Linked DNA regions of Mus musculus: region 2 is linked to region 1. A link is a loop called in an ENCODE intact Hi-C map of the cell type or tissue named here. Cell type or tissue: left cerebral cortex. All regions are shown on one strand. Each heading gives the region's core, and the rest is flanking DNA. Links, peaks and the distances in the headings are about the cores only.

The links. A loop is a pair of places that touch in the nucleus more often than their neighbours do. Peaks named below come from ENCODE experiments on the same cell type or tissue, not always from the same donor. Only the 100,000 strongest peaks of a DNase experiment are listed, where the experiment ranks them.
Region 2: a loop joins it to region 1, with 2.6 times the contacts of the local background. A loop is called at or near these places in 2 of 42 quality-filtered maps.

Annotation. Positions count from the first base shown.
Region 1 is chr14:50,927,250-50,932,619 of GRCm38, reverse strand. It overlaps Pip4p1 (phosphatidylinositol-4,5-bisphosphate 4-phosphatase 1), which reads left to right and starts at 1,771. Exons shown (of 7, transcript NM_001033271.5): 1 at 1,771-2,007; 2 at 2,296-2,486; 3 at 2,930-3,036; 4 at 3,313-3,418; 5 at 3,562-3,614; 6 at 3,709-3,799; 7 at 4,583-5,370. The coding sequence starts at 1,845. The coding sequence ends at 4,726. In left cerebral cortex, for the core only: no CTCF peak of the experiment used is centred there; DNase peaks (open chromatin) are centred at 1,606, 2,202 and 2,418; H3K4me3 peaks cover 1,958 bases; H3K27ac peaks cover 1,415 bases.
Region 2 is chr14:51,892,128-51,897,497 of GRCm38, reverse strand. It overlaps Slc39a2 (solute carrier family 39 (zinc transporter), member 2), which reads right to left and starts at 3,888. Exons shown (of 4, transcript NM_001039676.2): 1 at 3,584-3,888; 2 at 3,279-3,409; 3 at 2,992-3,042; 4 at 753-2,599. The coding sequence starts at 3,698. The coding sequence ends at 1,967. In left cerebral cortex, for the core only: no CTCF peak of the experiment used is centred there; DNase peaks (open chromatin) are centred at 557 and 2,982.

The DNA.
Region 1 (5,370 bases), core at 79-5,078:
GTGGATCACTGTAGTGGCCTCCATCTGCTCTGAGGAAAGGCTGCTTCTTTAATGGTGTATTTGAGAGAGAGAGAGAGTGTGTGTGTGTGTGAGGGGGGGGAGCAGGCAGACGTGTGGATACATATATATAGGTATTTATTTAGAATGCTGTTCAGAATTTTAGTGTTTTAGGAGGGCAGCAGCAGTGGGTTTTCTCCTAGGGCCCATGACGTCACCAGCCACAGTAGTTGACAAGGTTGACAGAAGCACACCATCCCAGGCCTAAAGTCCAGCAGGTTACCCTTGAGATGAAGTGCCACACTATTGAACCCACTCTTGCTGGGCTGGCCATTGTGATTTGTAGGGGGTTTTAGTTGCTTTTCTCCCATGGCAGCTTCCGTAGACAGCACTTGCACACATGCTTTGAGAGGGGCTTTCAGGTTGGTTCCAACCTTAACCCTTGTAGAGACACTTGTAGAATTAATTATAATTTTACAGCTATGCTTAGAGGCAAATGCCTGTATTCTCAATTACCCGGGAGGTTTGCGAAGAATCACCAAATTCCAAGCCAGGATCTTGTCTCAAAACTAAAGACTGTGGATGTAGCAGTGGTAGTACAGCACATTTTCAGAATTAAAAAAAAATTATTATTATTATCTTTTTTAGGCGCTGAAAGGGAACCTAGGGCTTCCAGCATGGTTACCATTAAGTTCACCAGATAGCATCACCATAACCATCCTACAGGAACAGTCTCTCATTTCCGTTTGTGAGTCAAATCGGACTCAAACTCATGATCCTCTTGCTTTAGCCAGCCTCAGACTCAGCATGCGCACTAGGCTTTTAGACAGTCTTCATATAGCTCAGGCTGGTCTCAAACTCTTAGCCAAACCCGAATGTCTGATCCTCCTGTCTCCATCTTCCATAGTCTGGGATTACAGCCCTACACTGTGACCTTCTGTTTTTTTAACTTTGGACGTTTTTATTTTATATATATGTGTGTGTGCCCACGCACTTAAGCCACGTGTATGTAGCTGCCGGGTGCACAATCTCCAGGAGGTAGAGTTACAGGTAGCATCGGCCCTAGGACTCAAACTAGGCTCCTTTGAAAGAGCAGAAAGTTCCCTTAACCGCTAACGCATCTTCCCAGTGCCCCGCCCTCTTGTATTCTGATCCTCCTTGTGTAGTTCAGTGTTTCTCTCCGCTACCCTGGAATTCCCTTTCCTAACTCATCTCCCCAAGTGTTGCATTTACAGGCATACGCAACCACATCACCACTACTCGGGGGCCTTGTGCCAAGTCAGACAAGCGTGCTAAGCCCTCAAGCTCCCGGTGGCTTTTCGATTCTTGTCCAGGTTTTAGGGCGGTTCCCGCGGCCCAGGATACCAGCCCTGCCAGCCAGAAGGCAGCCGCCCTCACGTTCTGGCGCTAAATTTGGGCCAATAGGGTTACGTCCCACGGGAGACTTGGGCCCAATGAGGAGCGACTCACGCGACAGGCTGCGCACGTGACGCGTGCGGGGCAGCCGCCCACCTGGGCCGGAGGTAGCGCGACCGCCCCACTTCCAATCGCTCGCACAACTTCGAGTCACGTGCAGTGTTTACGGACTCAGCAGCTACGGGAAGACCATGTGACAGTGACGTGACACGTCTCTCTCCAATGGAGAAGGGACGCTCCCTTACAAACCGGGAACTGTTTCAGGTCCACGAATGACAGCGCAGAGGGGCGGGGCCAGCCTGTCACGTGAGCGGGGCGGCACTGGCTGCGGGCGAACGCGGCGCGCAGGCGCCTTAGGGACCCGGTAGCGACGGCGGCGGCGGCGGTGGCAGCGGCGGCGGGAGCTGGTCGCTGACCGAGCGGGAGTCGCCATGGCGGCAGACGGAGAGCGCTCCCCGCTGCTCTCCGAGGCCGGCGATGGCGGCGCTGGTGGCAACGGCTTAGCGGGCCCGGGCGGGAGCGCGACCGGGCCCGGTGGAGGCCTGACGCCCTCCGCACCTCCGTACGGAGCCGGTAAACATGCCCCGCCCCAGGGTAAGCCGGAGGTCTGAGGTGCACGCAGGCCTAGGGGCGGATCGGGTCAGGGGGCGGAGCCTGCTTCCGCGCCAGGTGTGGCCCCGTGGCACCTGTCACGGGGCGAGGCATCCTCGGTCCGCAATCACTGCCTAAGCCTGGCCTGAAAGCGGGTTTTGAGGAAACTGATCTGAGCGCTTTTTTTGTGAGCAGCGGATCGAGCTTACTCAGAGGGTTCCCCACGTCCGTGGAGCATCCGTGGGAAGTGTTCGAATGATGATTTTGGGTTTATCTGCTTCCTCTTCGTAGCATTTCCCCCGTTCCCTGAGGGACATCCAGCCGTGTTGCCTGGAGAGGACCCACCCCCCTACTCACCCTTGACTAGCCCGGATAGTGGGAGTGCCCCCATGATTACCTGTCGCGTCTGTCAGTCTCCGATCAACGTGGAAGGCAAGATGCATCAGCATGTAGTCAAATGTGGTGTCTGCAACGAAGCCACTGTGAGTTATAACTATCTGCAGAATGGGCCTTGTTTCCTGGATCCTCTTTCTGGTTCAACACCCTGTTCATGAAACTTTCAGTTCCTGCATCTTGCAGCAGCCATTTCTTTAGAAGCCACTCACTAAAAATAACGTTCACCAAGCTCTCACTTTTTGATCTTTCCTGGACCTGAAGTGTAGTTCTCACTGGCAGTTGTTGCAGTTGCTTTTGATTTTTGTATTTTGGGGTTCTCTGCTTTTCTGAGACGATCTCACAATGACCCGGGTTCCCATCAGACTCTGCAATCTTCCTGCCCCAGTCTCACAGGCACACTCTACTCTGCTGGCAACATTTGTATATCTCAAATGTCTGATTCTCTTTCTCAGTAATGTCCTTGCAGAGGACTGGGATAATGGGCTTCTCTGCTGAAATGCCCATTGTTCCTTTATTCATTGTTCTCTAGCCCATCAAGAATGCACCTCCAGGAAAGAAGTATGTCCGATGCCCCTGTAATTGTCTCCTTATCTGCAAAGTGACTTCTCAGCGGATTGCCTGCCCTCGGCCCTACTGGTAAGAGACCTAAGAAGAGAAGGCCATATGTAAGGAAAGTTGTAAAGCAATAGGGAAACAAACAAACAAAAAAACAAACAAAAATCTAGAGCTGGGCAAGGTGGTGCATGCCTGTGTTCAATCCCAGCACCTGAGAAGTGGAGGCAGGAAGGCCTGTGTAGTAGCACCTTGAATGTCTAGTCATCCTGCCTACACCTCCTAAGTGCTGGGATGCAGTGTGTCATCAGATCCAAATAGAACTAAGAATTTTAAAAACATACTTTTCCCCCTGTATAGCAAAAGAATCATCAACCTAGGGCCTGTGCATCCAGGACCTCTGAGTCCAGAGCCACAGCCAATGGGTGTCAGGGTCATCTGTGGACATTGCAAGAACACGTTTCTGGTGAGGAGGGATATTGGGAAACCCTGGAGGAGGCAAGTACTAGGAATAGTAGTAAATCCTGAAAAGAATTTCCTCCTCCCCCCTGCTTTCGGGTTCTCATGGAGGAGAGCCTTCTTTCTATGGCTGTTCTTCTTTTTCCATAGTGGACAGAATTCACAGACCGAACCTTGGCACGATGCCCTCACTGCAGAAAAGTGTAAGTGGTTAGGGATTGTACTGGTGACTGGGTGGTGGGTGGCATAAAATCAACAGGGCTATTCCAAATATCAGTTTCTATTGGCTCCCCACAGGTCATCTATTGGGAGACGATATCCTAGGAAGAGATGTATTTGCTGCTTCTTGCTTGGTTTACTCTTGGCAGTCACTGCCACTGGCCTTGCTGTGAGTAGCCTCAATGCAAACCTCTTACCAGCCTCATCACAGGCTAAGATTTGAGAAGGTGATACCTTAAAGAATGGTGAGAGAGCTGGTGTTGGGTTCTGTCCCTGTAATCAAAGAATACAGGCAGTTCTAAGGTAGCCCAGGCTACATAGCAAGACCCCATCTATAATACAAAATGAGGGAGTAGGTTGTTGCCAGCTGCAAATGTGGCTTAGCTGGTAAAAGTATTGGCCTAGCTTGCATGAACACGATCATCCAGCACCACACAAACTGAGCAGAACTGAGCATGGCGGTGCAAGCCTGTGGTCCCAGTACCTAGGAGGTAGAGGCAGGAGCATAGAATTTCAAGGCCATTGACTATAGGATTTGAGGCTGTGCAGGGTACCAACATGAGACCCTTGCCTTATAAAATAAAAACCTAAAATGAGTCTGGTGATAGGATGTAGGGGGAGTATACTTTTAGGTAGAGGTGAACTAAAGTTAAAATTCACTAATAAACTAAGAAGCTAAACAGTGTCCCCACTCTGGAGAAAGAAATGAGTTATCAGCAATCCTGGTTCACTCAGTAGATGTGAGAAATGCTGGCAGATGCCTGGGATGGCAGAGTACTTTACTGCTTAAGGGAAGGAAGCACTAAACCACCTGATCTTGGAAAGACCCCTGAAGGTGTTACAAGTGATTGGGGTACAGAGACAGAAGTTTGCATTGCATTACTGTTTCTAGGACTTTGAAATAGTAGATACCAAAAGTAACCTCATCTTTTTCTTCTTCCTCATCTGTCAGTTTGGTACATGGAAGCATGCACAGCAATATGGAGGGATCTACGCAGCCTGGGCATTTGTCATTTTGTTGGCTGTTCTATGTTTGGGTCGGGCCCTTTATTGGGCTTGTATGAAGGTCAGCCATCCTGTCCAGAACTTCTCCTGAGCCCCTTGATGCAGTCTGTGCCTGACCGCTGCCTGGTACCAACAGTAACACTACAAAAGGCTCTCTGGACTTCTACAAGGAAGCCAAACAGCTGCCTCCCTTTTCCCTGGGGAGAGGTAGGAAGGAAGCAGTCCCTTCCTTCCTTATGTTTGGAAGGGTAGGTAAGACCATTGCTGGCTGGCTGCTCTCTTCCAGGGGTTGCTGTTTAGGGTAAATAGGCAACATTGCCCCTAAGCCTGGATCCTAAAGATGGTTCTAGCCATGCCCTTCCTGTACGTGCTCCCGAGAACCATTCCTGTCCCTTAATACATTCCAGGGCAGGGTTGGGGTGGGAGATGGGAGGGGGTGTTCCCCTCCCTCTGTGCACCATTAGGACCTTGCTGCTGCTATTGCACTTCACCAGGGGCTGGCTCTGGCCTCAATACCCAGTCTCTTCTCCCCACATTTCTCGTCCTGTGGGGTGGGGTAAGCCACTGCTCTGTACAGAACTATAGGAACTGATGTGTATATATATAACTATTTAATATGGGATATGTTCCCCTAATCCTGTACTTCCCTGAATTCCTCCTTCCGATTTTACTTCCAGTTGCAGTATTGAACTGGGCTGAGGTAGGGTCACTGTCTTGGGAGAGGTTAGGGACTCA
Region 2 (5,370 bases), core at 113-5,112, 960 kb before region 1:
GGATCATTCTAAGGTAAACATGGCAGGTAATAGATGACATGCAGGACAGATCTGTGTCACCGGAGGTTGACCAGTCTATAGAGCACTACAGGTTTTTTTTTTTTTTTTTTTTTTTTTCCGAGACAGGGTTTCTCTGTGTAGCCCTGGCTGTCCTGGAACTCACTCTGTAGACCAGGCTGGCCTCGAACTCAGAAATCCTCCTGCCTCTGCCTCCAGAGTGCTGAGATCAAAGGTGTGCGCCACCCCTGCCCAGACAGCATTACATTTCTATCCTCAGGCTTCTGTTTGGTTTTACTTAAGACATCATTAGCAAATCAGAGCAGGGAAATAAGATTATTCTAGTACCTTTCTGGTTGGGTCTCTGTAGATGAAGGACACCACTCTCAGGGCTGGTCCTTTCTGGTTTCTACTAACAGCATGCTTATTACTCAGCTCAGGGTATTGCATGCTTCTTGCTTTGTCTAAACCCTGCCCACACACATCTTTACTGAATACCCTCCCATTCAGCTTCCTCAATTATGCCCTACACTCTCTGCTCTAATCTGGGATTCTAACACATATGGACGTTTGGAAGAGAAAGCACAAGGAAGAAGAGACTCTACACGGAGCTTTTTATACAGTGATAGGAAAATGAGCTTTGAGGCCCCACTGGCTGGGAGATCAAGTTCTTTAACTTTTCTGGATGCCGGGTTTCTTAGGTTTCTACGGGGATAATGTCACTGCTGGAGCTGTGCCAGTGAGGCAGTCTGTGTACAAACAGCAGCGCAGCACCTGTCACATCACAGGTGTTCCCTGCCCGTGCCATCGGCACACACCAGGCTCTCCTGAGCACCTTGCTCTGTGCAACTCATGCTGAGCACACAGCAACCGGACTGTGTTTCACAGAAAATATCCCCACCCCCCTTCTCCCTCCCAGCATTGCCCACCCATTTGCTTTTTCCTTGATCCCTGGTTGTGTGGAGACTGGATTTAGCTTTCTTACTTTTTCAGGAGGGGAACACAGAGGAAAGAAGATTGAGACATGAATGACTTCAGGAGTTTTTTCATGCTAAGGCTATTTGGGCTATCACATTGAAAATCACAAGAAAGGGCAAACTGGTGGGGGCAAACCAACTGCAGAGCCCGTTTGTCCTTCCCCAACTCTTCACTAAGTGTGAGATCCTCCAGCCAGGTGAGGGCAGAGAGTCCGTCTGTCAGGAGTAACTGCCTTCTGCACTATCTTTAGTAGCAGTTGGTCAGGGAGACAGAAGGAAGTCACTAGGTGGTTACACCTCAGATAATCACACTAGGTATTTATCTGGCGCCGGTCCCCTTCTGCAAACACAGGTTTTTAATCCTTTAGCCTGTGGCAGCCAGAGAAGCTCAGAGGATAGCAGTAGTATCCTAGAGGGAGGCTACACAAGACTCAGTGTGAAAATAGGAACTTGGTGGGGCTGACAACAGGCACTGAGCGTGGGGTAAGGTAATTAGCGAAGGAAAAATATTTATCTCCTAGTTTCTGTTTCTAAACGTCTATCTTCCTCTAAATGCTGGTCTGTTTCTCAGCTATCATGGGTAAGGGGATAAGGGGTTGTTGATGTTTATAGCAGTCTATGATTTTGGGGGGCGGGAATGGCCTATAGCCACTAAAATGACTACTGGTTCCACCCCACCCACTTTTCCTCTATCAGAGGCAGAATTGCAATGAGGTTGAAGGGAACAGGTAAAATGGGACTTTTATTACACACAATAACAAATCTGGAGTGATGGTCTTGATACCAATTTTCCAGTTAAATAGGCATGCAAACAAAACATTCTTTCTAAGTCCTGAGCAAGGACAGGATCTCACGTGTATGAAATCTGAGTCAGTCCGTGTCTAGTAAGTGTTTAGTCTCACTGAAAATAATGTCTGAGGACCGAAGTTATTGAGGGAGTGTCCTTAGAAGTAGTTATCCTAGGTAGGTCTATCAGAGCAGTGAGAAATGTCTCAGGCCCACAAAGCAATAAGGGCCATGAAGGCAAACCCAGCAGCCACACAGCTATACTTGGCCAGAGGGGCCTCAGGACAAGCCAGCTCCCGGGGCAAAATTTCTAGGAAGGTGACATATAAAAACGTGCCAGCGGCTATGCCCTCTAATACAGCCTGGGCTAATCCCTGTGTTTGTCCTGAGGCTCCTCCAGCCACGGTCAGCCCCAGGGCTAGGCCCACAGGAGACATGAGAGCTAGTGACAGTATGCAGAACGTGGCCCATCGTGGTCCAGTGCCGATCTTCCCCAGCCTCAGGCCCACACTGAACACCACAAGCCCCTTATGAGCCAGCACAGCGACACAGAGCTGTATGGTGGCCGCCACTGTGGCCTGTAGTCCCACAGCCAGGCCTTCGAACACGGAATGAAAGGACAGGGAGAGCAGAAGGACCAGGGCGCGCAAGGGACCCCGTGAGGGTGAGGGTACCGCTGGATGCTTGTGGAATCCAAAGGCATGAGTCCCTCCCCATTCCTCTTCCTGTACTGTCGATCCTCCAGCAGCCCCGTGACAGCACTGCAATGCCAGCGACTCCAAAAGGAAGACAAAGAAAAAGCCCAGGGAGATGACGAGCTCTCCATAGGGATACTCCACCTAGGAACACAGAGAGGTACCATAAGCCAGGAAAAGAAGGAGACGACATAGAGTGGACCCGGGACCACATGGTACAAGGACCAAAAGGGGTGGAGCCCGAGAGGAGCCTCGTGGAGGAGAGAGATCCAGAGGGGCTGAGGGACAAAATGCCGCTTGGATTAGAAATAAAGGAAAATAATGTGACCTCTGTCATAGGGTCCAGGGTAGGAAGGATGGAGTGATGCAAGAGCTGTTTCTGAGGGCCCACAAACAAAGATTAGGTCGGCACTGTCTTTCTTGACATTATTTGAAGTGAGAGTAGAGAGTCCTGGTATTCCTCACATATCAAAAGGGGCACGAAAAGTCCCAGGTTCGCCTCGATCTCCAGGCAGGGGCTAATGATAGATACTTACGTAACTAGAAGCAGCATCACGAGAAGAATTTCCCTTACTTCCTGTACTATTCTAGGAAGGCAGAAACAGAAATTAGACTGAGTCTGAGGCAGCTCTAGTTCTTGTCCTGCCCTTTCAGCCAACAAGCTTTCCTCAGATGCTCAACCCCACCACCTCCCCCACCCCCCACGTCTACTCAACAGCGGCTGTCCCACCGGTGCGCTGCACTCAGAGCTTTCCCGATGGCCCCAGCTTCTGTCTGTCATCCCGGTCCCATAGCCCTGCCACTGGATTTCTTGGCTACCCACCTGTTCCACGAATTTCTGAATTTCTGACTCAATTCCCTCCAGAGCTTCAGCAGTCATATGCATCAACCCTGCTCCCAAGAAGACACCTGCAGAGGTGCAGCCCAGGAGGCTGAGGACCCTGTGGTGATGACCTAATAAAAAAGCAGAGGTTACTCTCCAGTTAGCAGTGAGGTAAATGGGAATGAATGAAGAGCAACAGATGGCACTCAACATCTGTGGGGTGGGGTGGGAGAGAACAGAGCCAGATGCTAGGAAAGGTCTGAGATAAGGCGGTCTGAGGAACAGAGTCAGAGTGGGGGCTGTACCTGTAGCTGCATCCATCTGGAACCATTTCACGTAGATGGGAGTAAGGCCACAGCCCAGTGTGAGAACCAGAAGAGCAAGCAGGCAGCCGATTTTTACTCCTAGTAGTACCTCCATCTTTGGGTTGTAGGGTAAGTAGAGACCTCAGAAAGGCAAAAGCAGTCAGGAGCAGTTGAAGTGGTCAAAGTGGAGTATTTCCTCTCGTGAATTTCAGGACTGCTGATAACCTTCTTGTCCCTGGACTGTCTGGGTTTACACAGCTCTCACCCGCATAGCAGACGAGGGCTCAGCCCCAGTCACCAACCCTCCCACTATCTGGAGGCCCCTCCCCTGCCTTACACCTTCCTGAGCTTCCAAACCAGAAACTCCAGACTCCCTGCCAGGTCCAGCTCAGAGAAGTTTTCTCTTCAATGCTGTGACTAATCCAAGCTCTCTGAGGACTCTTAGTTCATGTCTGGGGTTGATCTAACCTCAAATGGAACAACCTACGGTAGTTACGTCCCAGCTAATTTATGTGTGAGGCAATTTGGTCCTGCCACGGTCAGGACATTTAATATAAGCCTTCCACACGCTCTACCTACGCTCTACCCTATCCTAAGTCTTACAGGTGGCCGCGCTGATACTTGAACTGAACCCTTTCAGAGAGGATTTGGGGCCACCTGAGGGTAAAGGGGGTGGAGTTGCTACTCTTCTGTGTGAATTAGCAAGTGATGAGAGTCCCCTTTCCTCTAATTCCAGAAAAATAGCTCCAGGCATGGAAATTCCCTGGGAGTGCTCTCTCTCTGTCTCATGTGTGTGTGTGCCTGTGTGCTATTCCTAGTGTTACAACATGTATACTGTCACTTTTTTTTTTTTTTTTTTTTTTTTTTTTTTTTTACGCAGGGACTCACTGTATAGCCCTGGCCAGCCTGGAACTATGTAGATCAGGCTAGCCTTGATAAACTCAGAGACTTACCTGCCTCTGCTTCTCCAGAGCCTTGGTACCCTATGTCCCACCTGTCACTTTCTGTCTCTGTGAAGAAGCCTCCCCCCCCCCCCAGAGAAATCAGTCAATTGTTTTTTTCTCTTATATAAAAGTTTAAACACTTCTTTTTTTATCTTTAAAGTTTAAGGAAACCCACAAACTTCAAACAAAAAAAGGTCAGGCAGAACACTTTCATTGTTTCAGTCAAGGCAAGCTGTGCCGTCCCAGTGGCCATCTAGTACTGTAATTCGCAACTGTTAACCTTGTCATTTTCATTGTACAGGGCAATTTATAGGCTTGAAGTGCAGAACCTGAGCGCTGAACCTGAATGGTCTACCAGATGTCTATCAGTGCCAACAACTCTAAAAACCTTGACCTTTAACAAAGCCTGTGGTGTGATCTTATCAGCTTGCCCCCAGCCCTCTTCCGGGTCTCGGTCCCCTTCCCTTACAGCTGGGCATTAGGCTGTGTGAAGGTAGACTTGAGGTGCCCTTGCCTTTCTGATGGGCATCCTCCTGTTTTGGGGGGTTAACATTTCCTGTTGCGAAATGGGGTTGTTCTAGAATAGAAACAGGAAATGGAAACAAACCAAATAAACAGAGGTGTCCTGACTAGACTAACTTTGAGGGAAGCCAGGTGTGGTGGCGCACGCCTTTAATCCCAGCACTCAGGAGGCAGAGGCAGGCGGATTTCTGAGTTTGAGGCCAGCCTGGTCTACAAAGTGAGTTCCAGGACAGCCAGGGCTACACAGAGAAACCCTGTTTCGAAAAACAAACAAACAAACAAACAAACAAACAAACAAACAAACAAACAAACGAACAAAAA